Regions from separate parts of the Homo sapiens genome. Here region 1 is linked to region 2. The links are chromatin loops, found by intact Hi-C in ENCODE. Cell type or tissue: left ventricle myocardium inferior. All regions are shown on one strand. Each heading gives the region's core, and the rest is flanking DNA. Links, peaks and the distances in the headings are about the cores only.

What was found. A loop is a pair of places that touch in the nucleus more often than their neighbours do. Peaks named below come from ENCODE experiments on the same cell type or tissue, not always from the same donor. Only the 100,000 strongest peaks of a DNase experiment are listed, where the experiment ranks them.
Region 1: a loop joins it to region 2, with 1.9 times the contacts of the local background. A loop is called at or near these places in 19 of 110 quality-filtered maps.

What each region holds. Positions count from the first base shown.
Region 1 is chr5:67,054,936-67,063,275 of GRCh38, reverse strand. All of the region lies in intron 5 of MAST4 (microtubule associated serine/threonine kinase family member 4), which reads right to left. Among named protein-coding and RNA genes, the nearest start is that of MAST4-AS1, 55 kb to the right of the region's middle. RefSeq lists an enhancer at 3,767-4,309. In left ventricle myocardium inferior, for the core only: a CTCF peak has its summit at 4,034; a DNase peak (open chromatin) is centred at 4,085; H3K27ac peaks cover 2,393 bases.
Region 2 is chr5:67,011,422-67,019,761 of GRCh38, reverse strand. The region is part of intron 4 of MAST4 (microtubule associated serine/threonine kinase family member 4); the gene reads right to left. Among named protein-coding and RNA genes, the nearest start is that of MAST4-AS1, 11 kb to the right of the region's middle. RefSeq lists a silencer at 4,447-4,741. In left ventricle myocardium inferior, for the core only: no CTCF peak of the experiment used is centred there; no DNase peak of the experiment used is centred there; H3K4me3 peaks cover 2,712 bases; H3K27ac peaks cover 5,878 bases.

The sequences.
Region 1 (8,340 bases), core at 279-8,278, 43 kb before region 2:
CTGACGTCAGTCCATCTGATTTTATCATTCTTTTCCTTAAGCAGGAAGGGCAAGATGTGTCATTACTTAAGTAACAATTGGCAATTACACAAAGGCTAAAGACAAAAAAAAAAAAGTGAGTACAGCATGGAACATAAAGATGGTATTCTCCGTAATGCAGAGAAACTTATTAATGAAATGAAGTCACAGAACAGATGCACTGTGAAATGATATAGCTTGGACATACACACTATAAGAAATCTGATCTTGGGGCTCAGTGAAAAAGGTTTTAATAAAATTAGATGATTCCAAGATGATGCTCTACCCATGGCTGACTAAAGGAATCACCTGGATAAAGTTTAGCCACATGATTTGCCTATTTTACCAACATAAAATGACACTCTACAAGGAGGACAGCAAGGTGCCCTAAACTGAAGATAAGGTTTTACAAGTTGATTTTGTTGAGACTGACATATTTTTTTTTAAAAAGGAAATGTATGATGTCAGAAATCCCTTTGAAAAAACAAAAAAGAAAGTTAATATTATTTTAAAGAAACAGTGGTTATGTGGGGCACCAGGAAACTTAATTCCTATTAAGGCTAACAATTAATTTGTTATGACTCCATGAGCACCTAATTTTCCTTTGTCCTATTCCCTAAATTTAAAGAGGCAAGGGAACTATTTGTCTTGTACTATCATGTCTATGCAGCTAAAGGAGGTCATTGCCTTGCTGAATGAACATTTTTATTAAAGATCTATAAAGCAGGTTCAAACATTTGGGAAATAATATTTCAAGCATGGAAAATCTGCTGAAGGCTTTTGAATGAAAGTCACAAAATAAACACAACAAAGGCAATATTTCACTCAGGGCCATGTCTCCAGCCTCACATTTTTTTTTTTGGGGACCATCTTGCTCTGTCGCCCAGGCTGGAGTGCAGTGGCGTGATCTCGGCTCACTGCAGCCTCCGCCTCCTGGGTTCAAGCGATTCTCCTACCTCAGCTTCCTGAGTAGCTGGGACTACAGGTATGTGCCACCACGCCCGGCTAATTTTTGTATTTTTAGTAAAGATGGTTTCACCATGTTGGCCAGGATGGTCTGGATCTCCCAACCTCGTAATCCGCCCACCTCAGCCTCCCAAAGTGCTTGGATTACAGGCGTGAGCCACCGCGCCCAGCCCAGCCTCATCTTATAAAGAGAATTCTTTCACTGGCACCTAAAGATCATTCATCTCTAATGACTAAATTGTTCTCACCAGCAAACTAAAATTCATAAGTAATAGCCTCTCCTTTGAGCACTGCATGAAAATCTGATGGTACCACAAATACCTGAGCAGAAAGGTGTGTGTATCAGTCAACTCCAGGAGTCTGGGGAGGTGGAAAAAACTGTTGTAATGCCCATTTGGCTTACAGACTTCCTTCCTTTGTAGGCTCACCAATACAGTTTAGAAAGAATTCAGATTTTTTTTTTTTTTTTTTGCCCAAGAACTTCTTCACTGCTTAGGAAAACCATCATCCTATACTGACAGACTAAGAGTATGAAAAGGTAAAGAAATGCGTCACTGGTGCTGAACTTGTTAAGCAGAAAGAGGGAGGGGAAGCAATGAGATCAGAGCAGGAGATGCTGAGAGCAAGACCAGTCTTGTCAAAAAAGCAAAACTCTGTACAACTATACATAACAACAAACTTGGAAGAAATCAGAAGAATAAAAAAAAGACTGACAGTTTGGACCACACATACATGCACAAAATGAAAAATAATAACTTCTATTAGTAAAAAAAAAACCCTCACTGTTATAAAAAGGGAAATGGCAAATTGAAAAAGGATACTGGTGAGATTATAAAAGATTAATATCAGTTCTCACTTCTTATAAGCCAATAAAATAAAAATTAAACAAAAGAGAGGGACCAAGGATAAAAATAAAGGTAAATAACAAAAGGAGATACAAATGGTTAATGAGTATGGAAAATGTCTAAATCCCATAGAAATAAAACATGTACATTACGAATAGTAAGATATTATGTTTGGCTTGTACTGATGGACTCTTCAACACTGTACTATTTGGTGGTGATAAGGGGGGAACAAAAGTTTCAACATAGGCATTTCAGTCACATGTTCAGATGGACACACACACACACACAGAGTACATACAGGAAAAAAGACTGAAGAATACAATAAACTGGTAATAGGGGTTATCTCCAAGTAATGGGTTAATAGAGGATTTATATTTCCCAGGTGATTTCTTGTATATCTTACAAACTATTAGCTTTACTGTTATAATCAGAAACTCACACTTTTAAAGCAAACAAGCCTTGAAGATTAGAGTCATGGCAACATAGCCTATAAACTCTCTTAAAATTTTAAAACGAAACAGTCACACGCCTATTAGTAAACAAGTAAGTGCTTGGTTGGCATTATGTGCCAAAATTTCAGGTTTTACTAAATCCCTTACGGCCCAACTACACATCTTCCAAGGTTAAAGTCCTGGGGCAGTAGAATATTACAAAGTTTCATGCTGATATCAAGGATGGCACTGGGTTATAATAGTGATACTCCCTACTTTGGGAGGCCGAGGCAGGTGGATCACGAGGTCAGGAGATCGAGACCATCCTGGGTAACATGATAAAACCCCGTCTCTACTAAAAATACAAAAAATTAGCCAGGCGTGGTGGCAGGCGCCTGTAGTCCCAGTTACTCAGGAGGCTGAGGCAGGAGAATGGTGTGAACCTGTGAGGCGGAGCTTAGAGTGAGCGGAGATCGCTCCACTGCACTCCAGCCTGGGCGACAGAGCAAGACTGTCTCAAAAAAAAAAAAAAAAAAAAAATTGTGATACTCCCAGGAGTATCTCTGGCACACTGGAATATCTGCTTACCCTGTTCTACCCCAGACTGTCTTCTCTGAATTCATTAGTCTGCCTTGTTTATTTTTCCCTATCTCCACCTTATTGCCAGACTATTAACTTTCAATTATTTGCATTAACATGCCTGTTTATAAAACCATTGCCTTTACCACCGTCCAATTTAGTATCTCATCTAATGAACGAGTTGCAAGATTGAGGGGAGTGGAACTGATATAGCTGAAGCGCAAGGTGAGCAAGTTGCAAACAATTCTCATGTATGGCTCAAAAAGAGACTCTAAAAGAAATCAAAAGGAGAAAGGTCCTTAAGAGTTGTCTGAAATAATGAAGATATTCTGTTTAAAAAATGTACATGATGTCATATAGTTTCTCCTTGGAAACCCTCTAAGTTACAAGCTGAGTTTTATTTGTTAAGTCAAAGCCCCATGGGTGGTTGTGGGGTGGGAGGCAGAGGAGATAATGAAGGGATATGCATGAAAATGTTCACGTGATTCATTTTGAAGAGTGGGATTCGGGATGTTTTGTTTTGTTGCCCAAACCCCATGTGCCTACCCGAAACAAGCAGAACACAGCTGCATAAATACAGTGGTGACTAACCCTTAAGAAATGAAGTCTCTTTGTAACCTAAATCTATATATACACATAGACAGAGATTTAGGGATATTTCCTATCTTTAATAACTCCTAAAATTGCCCAACAGAAAAGTGAAACTCCTTTCCATCCTTCCTTACAGAAACCCTTTTAAAAATACATCAAAGTAGCCACCTGCAAATTCATAGTAAAACAACTTTTGAAGACACAGAAAATAGGTATTTTGGCCAACAGGGCTACATTTGCTACCTAAGCACTTTAAAAGCCTGGAGTCACTGTGTCTCAGTTTTTATCTCCTTTTCCTCTGTGGCTCATCCTCTTAAGTATCACTCTTAGAGCTCCTACTTTTACTCATTTAAATCAAAATACAATATGAAGTGTTACTGTGGTAGGCAGAATTCTAACCATGGTCTCCTCAAAATTCCAGTCCCCTAGTTATTCAATCAAAAATGAATACTACTATGAAGAGATTTTTTTAGCTGTAATTGTCCCAAGTCAGTTGACCTTCAAGTATAGAGATTATCTGAGTGGGGCCTCACTCAACCAAGTGAGCCTTTTAAAAGCAAGAGTTTTCTCTGGTTGATGGAAGGAGCAGCAGTCAGATTTGAAGTGCGAGAATGACCGGATATGCCCCTGCTGGCTACAAGATCGCAGAGGGCAGCCAGCCTCTAGGAGCTGAAAAGCAGCTCCTTGCTGATAGCCAGGGTGAAGCGGGGAACTCAGTCCTACAAAGGCAATGACCTAAATCTGTCCACAACTGCATGGGCTTGGAAGTGAGTTCTTTCCCAGCCTCCAGGTAAGAGCCCAGCTCAACCAACACCTTGATTTTGGCCTCATAATACCCTGAGCAGAGAACCCAGGCGAGCCTGCCCAGACTTCTGCCCTGAAGAACTGTAAGATTAATAAATGCATGTTGTTTAAACCAGTAAATTATGAGTAATTTGTTACTACAGCAATAGAAAACTACTGCAGATATTATGTTGTTTTCTTATGGGTTTTATTTTTACAGCCTTCTTTTTATTAGAAAGGCACTATGTGCTAATTTCCCTACTTTCTTATTCGCTAAACAATTAACAGTTTCTCCTTTCCTTTTCCACAAATTTCTATGACTATGCATGAATATACAAGTGTGCTTTCATCTGTGTATACACACTCTAAAACACAGATGCACATGAAATGACAACATGCAATGTTTTCACCTAACAATGTATCTTGTGTATCCTTCCAATACCAGCACATGAAAGCCCACCTTGTTCTTTGTAACAACTATGTAGTGCTGGGTTACACCCCTGAATCATTATTTACTTAACTAGTCCATTACTGAAGAAAAATTTAAATAAAAAACTGGTACCTTTCCATTTGCTAGGTACAAAAGCCATGCTATACTTATAATTTTCTGTTATTTTATGAGAATATCAGTAAGATAAATTCCTTTAGGTTAATTTGCCGGGCAAAAGGGTAAACACATTTGAAATATTCACCAATACTGAAAACCACTAACCAAAATGGTTACACTAATTCACATCAACCCTTAGATCATGGGAAAGGGACCGCTTTCCCATATCTTTGCTATCACTGAATTTTATCAATTAAAAAAGGTTTTTGACCCCATGCTAGGTGAATGATACTATCTCCTCCACCCATGGTGGAGTTCAGTGGCACCATTATAGCTCACTGCAGACTAGATCTCCCCAGCTCAGGCGATCCTCTCACCTCAGCCTCCTGAGTAGCTGGGACCACAGGCATGTGCCACCATGCCTGGGTAATTTTTAGAAATTTTGTAGAGATGAGGTCTCACTATGTCATCTAGGCTCAAACTCCTGGGCTCAAGCAATCCTCCTGCCTCAGTCTCCCACAGTGCTGCAATCACAAGTGTGACCACTGTGCCTGGCCACTTTTTTTTTTTTTTTATAATTGCAATGACATATCATTTCATGTTTTGTTGGCTATTTTTTCCTTATGTCATGCTATTTGCACCTTTTGCCCATTTTTCTATTGGTGCATTCACCATTTCATATCAATTTACACAATTTCTTCATGTAAACTGGCAATCAGTCATGGGCACAAACATTTTTCATACTTTGATTTCTTTTGAGTTTGTTTTTGATACAGAAATTTTCATTGTAAGAGAGGTACACTAGTCTTTTCCCTTTGAGACTTCTGGATTATTTTTCATGCTTAGAATCTTCCTGGACATAAGAGCCTGTGATTTTCTATGCCTTCTTTTCTTTTCTTTTCTTTCCTTCTTTTTTTTTTTTTTAATGAGACTGTGCTATTCACTGTTCTTTTAGGAATCTCTGGCTCCCCACAAACACTATTTTGTGAAGACATGCTCCAGACCACTGTGTATGCCAATATCTCTTTCTCCCCAGAGCACTGCTGACACCCCTACACAAATTAATGTCCCCATCTCTACTGATACATCTGATAGGTACAAACGATGTGTCCGTGATGACTGGTGGGGCTCATGTAATCCCCACCTAAGAAAAGTAGAAAGTGCAACTTTATCTTTTAGGTTAATAAGTGCTGAGAGATGGAGGTTTTTCCTTCTCATTTTGATGGAGATGCCTAGAAAACCTCGCCTGACACTCTTTGTCCAACGCAGGATAGAGAACATAGCAACAGAAAGGGTGAGGCAAAAGGCATGGCTGGTGAAGAGGCACTGCATGTTATCAGGATGTGGGGCCTGGTCCTGTATCGTATTCACATGTTTTTCTTCTTTTTATACAGAAATAGGAATCTACCAGACAGTAATAAATGCCACTTCTCACAGAAAGTCTGACAGGCTTCCACTGCCTCTGAGAGAACAACAACATGTTGGCTCCATAACATAAAGAAAAACAATGCTGGGTGCGGTGCGGTGGCTCGTGCCTATGATCCCAGCACTTTGGGTGGCTGAGGCAGGAGGACTGCTTGAGCACAGGAGTTTGAGACCAGCCTGGCCAACAGGGCGAAACCTTCTCTCTACTAAAAATACAAAAAAAAAAAATTAGCTGGGCATGGTGGCATGGCCTATAATGCCAGCTACCCAGGAGGCTGAGGCATGAGAATCTCTTGAACCCAGGAGGCAGAAGTTACAGTTAGCTGAGATCGTGCCTCTGCACTCCAGCCTGGGCAACAGAGGTAGGTTTTGTCTCAAAAACAAAAACAAAACACTCTTAGAACCTGAATGACAGGCTTCCCTCTGCCCATTCCTCTGATTAAATTCTATATTAATGTTGAAGGAGAAAGAACTTAAGCTAAGTCTATGAAAGCAAATAAAAATAATTAAAAGGATCATTAAAGTCTTCACCACGTTCTGTCGTCTCAATATTAGAAGTGAAGAAAATCACAGCTATAAAAGATGAATCAACAGGCACATAAATGATGGTGAAATTGCTATAAATACTATAAAGAGGAGCGAGATTAAAATCTTTAAATCGCAGAATTATATACTAAAAAACAGAATCATCATTCACTTAGCATCTAGCATACACTGCTGCGCACTGTGCTGAGTGCTAGAGTAATGTCCCAAGTAAGGTATCTGGCACTGTTTGACCCTCTGTAGGATTTTAATGACAGGGTGTAATATCAATCTCACAAACAGAAATGGTAGTAATAGAAGTAATGTATCCTCATTACGTAGCCTTGGAAATACAATGTTACCACTGCTTACACCCGCTCCCTAATTATATCCCTCTCATGCCCTCTCAGAGGTAACTACTATCATGAAATCAATCTTTAACATTACCATGTTTTGCTTTAGGCTCTTATATTATAAAAATACATAAAATATAATACAGTGAATATATAGAATATAATCATATTATAGGATATATAATATATATCATGTACATATATATATATATATATCCCTAAACAAAATATTGTATGTAGCATGTTAACTTTATATGAAAGGCTTACATAATATTCTTTTGTGACTCGCTTTTGTTGTCCAACAATATATTTGAGTTTCATCCACGCAAATCTGAGTAGTGTTCACTTCTTTTCTATGTGCACAGTGTGTTTTGGATATAACTATGCCACAATTCATTTATCCATTTTCCAAGTGATAGATCGTTAGGTTACTTCAAATGTTTAGCTATTACAGATGCTGCTGCTATGAGTGGTCTAGAACTTGTCTTCATCTGTGTAAGAGCTTCTCCAACTCTAAGGTTTTACCTGGGAAAGGCCTTTCTAGATGTTAGTGGTCATTTTACAGTGTCATAATTTTATCTATCTTTTACCTTTTTACTTTACCACCTTTAATTCCTTTAATTATTTCTACAGAGAAAATAAAATTTCACTCCAAAGGAGCAACTACTTTTCTCTCCCTTCTTCTCCCCAGTAATATAACAGACAACTCCCAATCTCAACTTGAAAGGCTCCCTGAGCTTAAGAACTGCTTTCTGGGTGAGAGTGGTAGCCCTGCATTTAAGGTCAAGATCATCTGAGAACACATGAGTATCAAATTAGAGTTTTCACAAGAGTACAGTGAAGTAGGGCTAAGAGCTCATTCTTCTAACCTTCATCCTTCACAATCCTGAAGATACCTTCCTATAACACAGATCCTCCTCAAAACCCTTGAAAGGGCTTCAAAGTCAAACTTCCTCCCACTTCCTGACCTTCCTCTGCCTTTCCATCCTTATGTTCTCTTAATGAAGTACACACATCCCCACACTCTAGCCATACACTGAGAATTCCCTTTCTCTCACTCCATCTCTACCAGCCAACAAATTCTTGCTCATCTTTCAACATCTTGGGCAAATGGCTCCTTTAAACTCTTCCAGACTTTCTTTATTGGAATTAACCCTTCTCTTCTTTGCATCACCATGGATAGAACTTTGAAGAAAAAAAAAAAAACCAGCATATAAAGCAGTTTTCATTGTCTAGTTTTTACAGTACTGTTCTAACCTTCCTTATAATTCTATAAAGTA
Region 2 (8,340 bases), core at 175-8,174:
CCATATATTTTAGTCCATGACAGGGTTCTTCACATCTTTAGAGTTTAAAAAAAAGTTTCAATTATTAAAGCTACTTCCCTAAAAAAGCAGAAAGTATCACTTACAAAGTTGCACAACTTATGTCTGAAAATTAAATAATGGTTTTCCCCAAAAGACAGAGGGGAAAGGAAGATGTGGAGCAGATGGATTCATTGTTCCCCTATGGAGAAAAAACATTTCTACACCTTGCAAAAATATATTAATTGGCCTGCCATCTGGCAAGCCTGCTCACATACATAAGGGATAAAGTTTAGATCTTGAGGTTTAACATTTAAGCCTGTGGGGAGATGGTAATTGGAGTGTTTCTGAGCTAGCATTAGTATTTTTAAAGGGAGCATTTCAAGAGAGATCCAAATACAGTTGGAGAAAAACAGGACCTGAAATGTGAGCCCATCCAGGGTCCCTTCACTAGTGTCAATGGGCCCATCTCCACTGCATACCAGGAAGCCGGCTGTGGACATGCCCACAATGGGTGCAGCTGCGCATTAATTAGCACAGCGGCCTCTGGACGCCTTTCCAATGTGCCCCAGGATTTACCATCAACCCGCCCCAGTCTTCTTGTATATTATAGGTTTTTTAAAAATTTCTAGAAATCTTACCATTGCAAAGTTGGGCATTTAAAAGAATCTTATTAAGGGAAAAAAGCAGATAATAAACCAGGAGATATAGTAAAACATCTACTTTGTGGTATGCATGCACACATGTGTGCACACATGCAGACAGGAAAAATATTACTCTGCCAAGTTTGTAATAGTGGTTATGTCTGAGTACCAGGATTTGGGGTGATTTTTTAAAAAATATTTTCCCCATTTTTTTGTCTTGAGCCATGTATTTAAAATTTAGTGTAAATGTTATATAAGTTTCATTAAAATTAAAATATAATAAAAATAGTGGAAGAACATGATAAGTTATTTTGCAAAGCAAATAAGGTACTTGTAATTTATCTTTTGTAAAATACATATTTTCTTCCATCTTCACTTGCATAGAAAAACTCTTAAGATTCCTTCTGGATCTCCATGCTTATTTTCCAACAATCATACTCTATATCTTAAATTACATGTCTTCCAAGTCCTCCACTGTCAAGGCCCTGTTTCCTTCCCCAATAAACACCCCCAAATTATTTTTAACAATTTCCTGCTAGTCAAATCTGTTTATCTGGTTTCTTACAAGTTTTTCATCTATGTAGTATCAAAGGGACTTTTTTTTTTGAGACAGGGTCTTGTTCTGTTGCCCAGGCTGAAGTACAGTGGGACGACCATTGCTCACTGCAGCTGCGACCTCTCGGGCTCAAGCAATCCTCCTGCCTCAGTCTCCAGAGTAGCTGGGACCACAGGCACGAATGTTTAAAATTTTTTATGGAGACAATGCTCTCCCTAAATTGCCTAGGCTGGTCTTGAACTCCAGGGCTCAAATGACCCTCCTGCCTCTCAAAAGTGCTGGAATTACAGGCATAAGCAACTGTGTCTGTCCAAACGAGCTATTACATATTAACAGTAGACCACACAATTTAGTTTGCTTATCTTTCAAGTATCCCATTCTGATGCATTTTTCTGGTACTTCACTTGACAATATCACCATGTAATCTAACTATGTGTTAATCATTTCCTCATAAAAATGATTTTTAAAGAGGATGACACAGTGTACCATAGTATCCTAGATGGAATAGAAAAAGGATATTAGGAAAAAATTGTGAAATATTAGTAAAATGTAAAGCTTAGTTGTAAAATAGGAAAGGAGAGCAAAACAAAATGTCTTATTCTAATCATATATTAGCATTATCAAACTGCTCAATCTATGTAAAATTTTTTGAGGTAATAGAAATACTTGGCCGGGTGCGGTGGTTCACGCCTGCAATCCCTGCACTTTGGGAGGCCGAGGTGGCCGGATCACAAGGTTAGGAGTTCCAGATCAGCCTGACCAACATGAAGAAACCCCGTCTCTACTAAAAACACGAAAATTAGCTGGGCATAGTGGCGCACACCTGTAAGCTACTCGGGAGGCCGAGGCAGGCGAATCACTTGAACCTGGGAGGCAGAGGTTGCACTGAGCTGAGATCACACCATTGCACTCCAGCCTGGGTGACAGGGTGAGAGTCTGTCTCAAAAAAAAAAAAAAAAGAAAAGAAAAAAGAAAGAAAGAAATACTCTATATCTTTCCTTGTATGTTAGCTACATAACTTTGTTAAAACTTATTGAACTACATACCTGAAAAAGGATGATTTTACCATGTGTAAATTGTATCTCAATAAACTTGTCTCAACAAAACAAAACTAACACCTAGTTGCCTGATACAAGTGGTAAACCCTGTGTCAGTACACATCTGAGTAACTCTTAGGCCTAGGTTAATAGTAATAAGACACACTTTCTTTAACCCTTAACAAAGTTCCTAAAGGGAAGACTTCTTTCATTCCGTCCTTAGGTAGGGGCAGCTATTCCTCAAAAACAGCTCACATATTGTATCACCAAAAGCTAAGAGATGGCCAGTAAAGTTTTTCTGTGTGTGTGTGGTTTAGAGAATTCTGGACACAATATTTGTGTCCTTTGTGTGTTGTAGATTATTTATAGTCTATTCTTATGCAATTGTTTTATGTATTACAAAGCAGTTACTTTTTCGTTCTCTAAACACAGCAATTTTCTCAAAGGAAAAGGTGTATTTGAGTGCCATCGAGTCATCTCCTCCTTAAAAACAGTTAGCAATAGCACCTTCAAGACGAATTATTACATTTTTTAAAAGGAAAGAAGCCTATAAGTAAATCATCTCTAAAATCTCCCAACAGATATTTTCTGGCATACCCATTGTATTGCCATCCATAATCAGAAAGAATTTTTGTCCTTTCTAAGGGATGAACTATATGCATTATTACAAGATCGGCATGGATTTTGAAATGTGTAGATAACATATACACTTATGTGAATGTGCAGGATTTTATAATACATACAGGGAAAGCTCAGGAAAATAAGCCTGAGTGCATGGGGTGTTAATCATTCAAAGGCCTGGAAGACAGCAGCTGTGCAGAGCGACACCATAAGTAAAGCTTCAATTTAAAAGCACAAACCCATTTAAATACCATCATAAACTGTGATACTTTAAGATGAGGAAATTACAGCAGAATACATTTACAATTTCCATTAATAGGAAAGAGAATCAGCAGGTAGCAATCTTAAAACAAAGTAAAACCTACTTCTATTTTTCACTCTCTTCCCTCAGACAGCAGCAGCATTTTCTGTACCAAAGATCAAAATTATCAGAGCTCTATATTCTACAAATATCTTTTGAATTGCCAAGAGGGTACTGTCCTATAAAATTAAAAAGGTACTAAAATCTTGCTTTACAAATATTATTTTCAGTAATTAGAATGTTGTTGGAGCTGTATTTCTTTTGGCCATAAGATAGTAAAGTTTTTATCCAAATTCACTACTCACTAGTGGTGAGATTTAGGGACAGTTAAGTAATTTCTCTAATCCTCAATTTTTTCATCTGTATAATAAATATAATAACATATTCTTCACAGAATTGTTGTGAGGATTAAATGAGACTATATCAAACTGTCTCCACAGATATCCTCCCCCTCCCTCCTCCTCGGCTGATGTTGGCAGATCTACCAGTTACCGCATGTTACTCTAATTCTTTGTATTACTGTCTAAAGCCCACTAGATTGAGCTACTTGAAGAAAAGGATCATGCTATACATATCTTTGTTTCCCAGGTGATAATCATAGCCCTGGTCACATAAAAGGTACTCAATAAATATTTGGCATACAAATGAAAAAATGACGTGATGTGATAAATCCTCAGACCCTGTTCACAGAAGCCAAACTTAGCCAAACTAGGTTATCAGGTTATCAGGTTTCAGAGAGTGATTCAGCCTCATCCACAAGCTCCCAAAGCAGTAAAAGGGTCACAGAGAGATGCATGACTCATAAATAGCCCCTCCAAGTATTTGTAAATGTAATTAACTTCCCATGTTTCAGAGGTTAATCGTCCAGCTCTTGGTTTCTCTGTCTTTTGGCCGAATTTATAATCACTTGACTCCTCTTTAGTGCTCCTCTTTAGGCAGCCAAAGAAAAGGAACTGAAAGTGGAGATATATAGCCTTCGGGACTCGGAACTACTCCCTCCCAGTCCAATCCCTAAGATAATCTTAAGAAATTCAGTCTAGGACTAGACGGCAAAAACAAAACAGAGCAAAGCACAAACAATTACTTTTGTCTAATAGCCTTAACATATACTTAAGATAAATACACACCTGAGACTTCCCAACAAAATCCATAAATGTTGGGCCATGAATCCCCTCCAAACATGTTAGTTTCTCTATTAAAAAGCTTTGAAATCAAACCTGTTAAGTGGCTGAAGGAACAGCTACAAGCCACTGCCTGCTGGACACACCTATAAGAATGGAAGGTTTGAAAAGCAGGGGTTGTTTCTTCAGCTCCAGGCTGGGCATGCCACTTACATGGGAACTAAAGAACTGGCTTAAAACGAGGACTATAATCTTTCTGGAACAATAGGTCATGACGAGCTTCCTTAATGCCAAAATAAGTGTTTAGAAGTAACTTCTGCTAACTGAAAAAAAGTATAAAGGGCATATATATTTACTCTGGCTGGAATACAACATTTCTGAATATGTTTATCAGTGCCAAGAGTCAGAACCCTTTTCCCTCATGGATTTCCAACCTGGGACCCATTCCATGGAATGTCTCTATATCCGAGAAATGGCATAAAGAAGTTGTATCATATTAATAGCTAACCAGTTCAGTATCTGTTCTCTTTGACCTCTAAATCACCCTAGATCTGATGTGAGAAGGTAGACTAATTGTAAGGTTAAATCTCAAAAGGTAAGAAAAACCACAATTGCTCTTGATTAAAGAGCTTCCTCTACAAGAAGCCATCAAATAATACATAATCACAATGTTATAGAAAAATGAAGTCTACCTGCTAAAATGGCATTTTGGCCATGGCTATGCTGGTAAAATAGCATTAAAAGCAGTAAGATCCAAGAACTGGACTGAAGAGAGCAGGTCTCTGATCTTAAGCCTGGATTCCAATGTTAAGAAAGTCACTATTGATTTTTCACTTTAAAAATCCTTGATTTCAAAGGCTAACCTGCCTGAACTTCACAGGAGAGAAGGCATCTATTGAGAAAGAATGCTACAAATAAGTTTTACAGGCCACACAGTAAAAATACGGCAACTTTTATTCCACGGTTCAAATACGTAACCCCAGACATCAAATCCTAAAACATATAGGAAATTATGATTCATACGCTTAGAGGCTTATTTTGCAGAATCCATAACAAGAACTATTACCTAAAGCACCCAAATTATCCCACATCTGTTTAGCTCCACTGGTCACTAAGGCCATTTGACATCAAAGATGAGAAATCCTTCTGCTTAGGGACCTACTATGGAAATGCGAACTTAAAATCATCCATTCAACTTGCCAAGGCAACTGATGTGCCTATCAATTGTTTTGCCACATGCCTGCCCTTTGCAGTGGTTGAGCAAGCCTAGGTTAATTTTACAATAAACCAGTTTTTGGGTTAGCAAATTACTTGTGTTTATCTGGAAGGGTACTAGGATAGGGAATAGTTAAGTAGATAAAATCAGTCCTTACATGGAAAAAAAAAAAATCTGACATAGCTTCAGTAGCTCCAGTACTTAGTTCCTGATCTAGGTAATCTATTTGGAAAAGTCTTTGATTTTTGTATCAAAAGTCTTGAGATTAGCCAAGTGAAAGTAATATTTTTACAGGAATTATATCTCAAGTTCCAAGATCAACAAGCCACTCAAATCAGACATAAGAAATAACATTACATAATAGCCACTTAATGCCTATTGTTTTACAGTAACAAAGGCTTCATTTACCATATTTCCTCGAGTGCTTTATTCAGCTGGCAGTTTTTCCCATGCCAAACATAATTTTTTCCCTCAACCCCTTCATACATCTATAAAAGTAAAACATTTTATACTTATACTTTTTAAATTATTATAATTCCCAATTTAAATATATCCATCCTATTGCATTTTAGAAAACATTAATGTGAAAGGGGCATAAGTGATTTTTATGTAAGCTATGGATCCAGTGATTTTCTACAGATTTCATAGCTGAGAAATTTGTCAATGACTACATAATATTCCAATAACGACTCTTAAGGAAGAAACCCAGTAAAGCGTGAGACATAAACATACACTGTAACATTTAAAATTAGATAGAATAAAGCATACTTCTTTACAGCTTTTATTTTGTTTGATAGCTTCAACAAATACTCATGTGGCAAAATGGGCCTGGTAAATCCATCAGCTTTCTTCCCCTTCTAATTCTATGACCCTAAGAGACCTCAGCAAATTTCACATTTTCAGTTTCTCATTCCCTCCACCTAGGTTTTTCACTCAGAACCCAATATACTACCTCTAAAAGATACTGCCACTTGAACTTCCATGTCAGGTTAGAAACTTTCCAGGGGCACAAGGTGCTGGTACTTACTTTGAACAGCTAAAAGCTTATTCAAGAACTTCAGAATAAAAATGGTGGTTGGCCTACCAGATGTCAAGATCTGCATTTTGCTTGTACTACTGCCTGCAATTACAGTTTGCTAAGAGCCCCCAAACTCTGACAAAATCAGTCACTGATAAATGTAGGACCACAAAGCAGAATGTAAAAATTCCCAGGATTCTATAATAAAGTAAGCAATGGGGTGCTTCAGATAAGAGATATACAGTAATGACTGCCTATTCTTCTTACCAATCTATTTTACCTTCAAGTACTGATCAAAGCCTAAATTCTCTGCTATGGTCTTTTTTCTTTAAAATAAAACCATGATATGTCAGTTGTGATATTAGTATAATTACCTTCTCAAATAGGCATGTCCAATAGACATTAATGTAGCTAAAATTCCCACAGGTCCTTTTATTGTATTAATAAGGTTTAAGATCAACATTTTCAGAATTTACAACCAAGTTCCTAGTGGAATTTTTTTCTTTTCTTTTTTTCTATCTGCCTGGAAATAAGGACAGTACCAGAACTACAATGTATGAACTTTTGAGATCTATCTAGTTACAAAATGTACCACATTATCACAAAAACCAAGTTCCTACTGATAGAGACTGACTCTACTTTTAGTAGACAATTTTATGCACACTTTGTATCTACTTTCATCTAGGTAGCCCCAGGACCATTTTAATATCTTGGCTCTACTATGTAAGTTTCAAAAGGATTACTCAGTTACCATGATGTCACTCCCAAATGACTAGTTACAGGTAGTGAAGACAGCTCAGATTAACATAACATGCTTACTCACACTAGAGATGGGTGTGTATGGAGGGTGAGGCTGGGGTCCAGGGCCTCCAGTTTCCATCTGTGTGAGACACCAGCTATTTCCATTTCAACCAACGGAAGAAGGACTTTCCCAAATTATTCAGATAGAGTCCTATTCCAAGCTTCCTCTTCTATGGGCCATCTCCACACAGGAATTCAAATGATTCCTTGACCCCAACACCTGTCAATCTTTAACCCAGAAGGCAAATGGTCTCTATCTTGAAGCTTACGATTCCTGTTTAAAGGTATTACTTGAGCTTCTGATAACAGGATAGATGTGTAAAGAGAAGCAAGCAAAACCATTAGAGAATATAATGTTCTACCCATCACTGTGCACTTATCAATATACTACTCCCACCACTGCCTTGAGTGAAGACACACACAGAAACACACTCTCTCTCACACACACACAATAGCAGTGAATAGACCATGCCTCCCCATGCAGCATATGCTCCATAATTCTTATGTTTTATTTTTAATGAATTTCTTTTGAAATCTACTTTTTGCACTCTCACACATTTCTCTCTCCCTTCTCTCTCACTCTTTCCTCGCTTCCTCCCTCCCCCTTGTCTCACAAAAGACCTACATATTCCAGGGGCAAAACAGTCTGTGATCTCCTACTGTAAGTTTCACACTAGAAGCTAAAAGCAACATTTTTGAACTGTGCATATTTCTGCTTCCATCCTTTGTATCTGGTAAGCCTTAGATGCCCAGAATCTGCGAATGCTGCCACAGTTGGGACAGCCAGGCTCTCAACAGGAGCCACTCAGCTGCTGGAAGCTCTGGGCTTGGAGCTCAGTTTTCTCCTCTGCTCTAGGGGTATCCCTGACCAGGCTGGGGGAGAGGCGGTCAGGAGCAAGGGCAGCCCAGGTTACTGGACGGCGTCATGGAATATTAGCAACGTGAGAGCTAACTAGAAATGACAGAAGGACTGAAGGGGCAAGCCCTGCATGATTTGTAAGTCTGTCCTGCCTGCAGAAGACACAGTC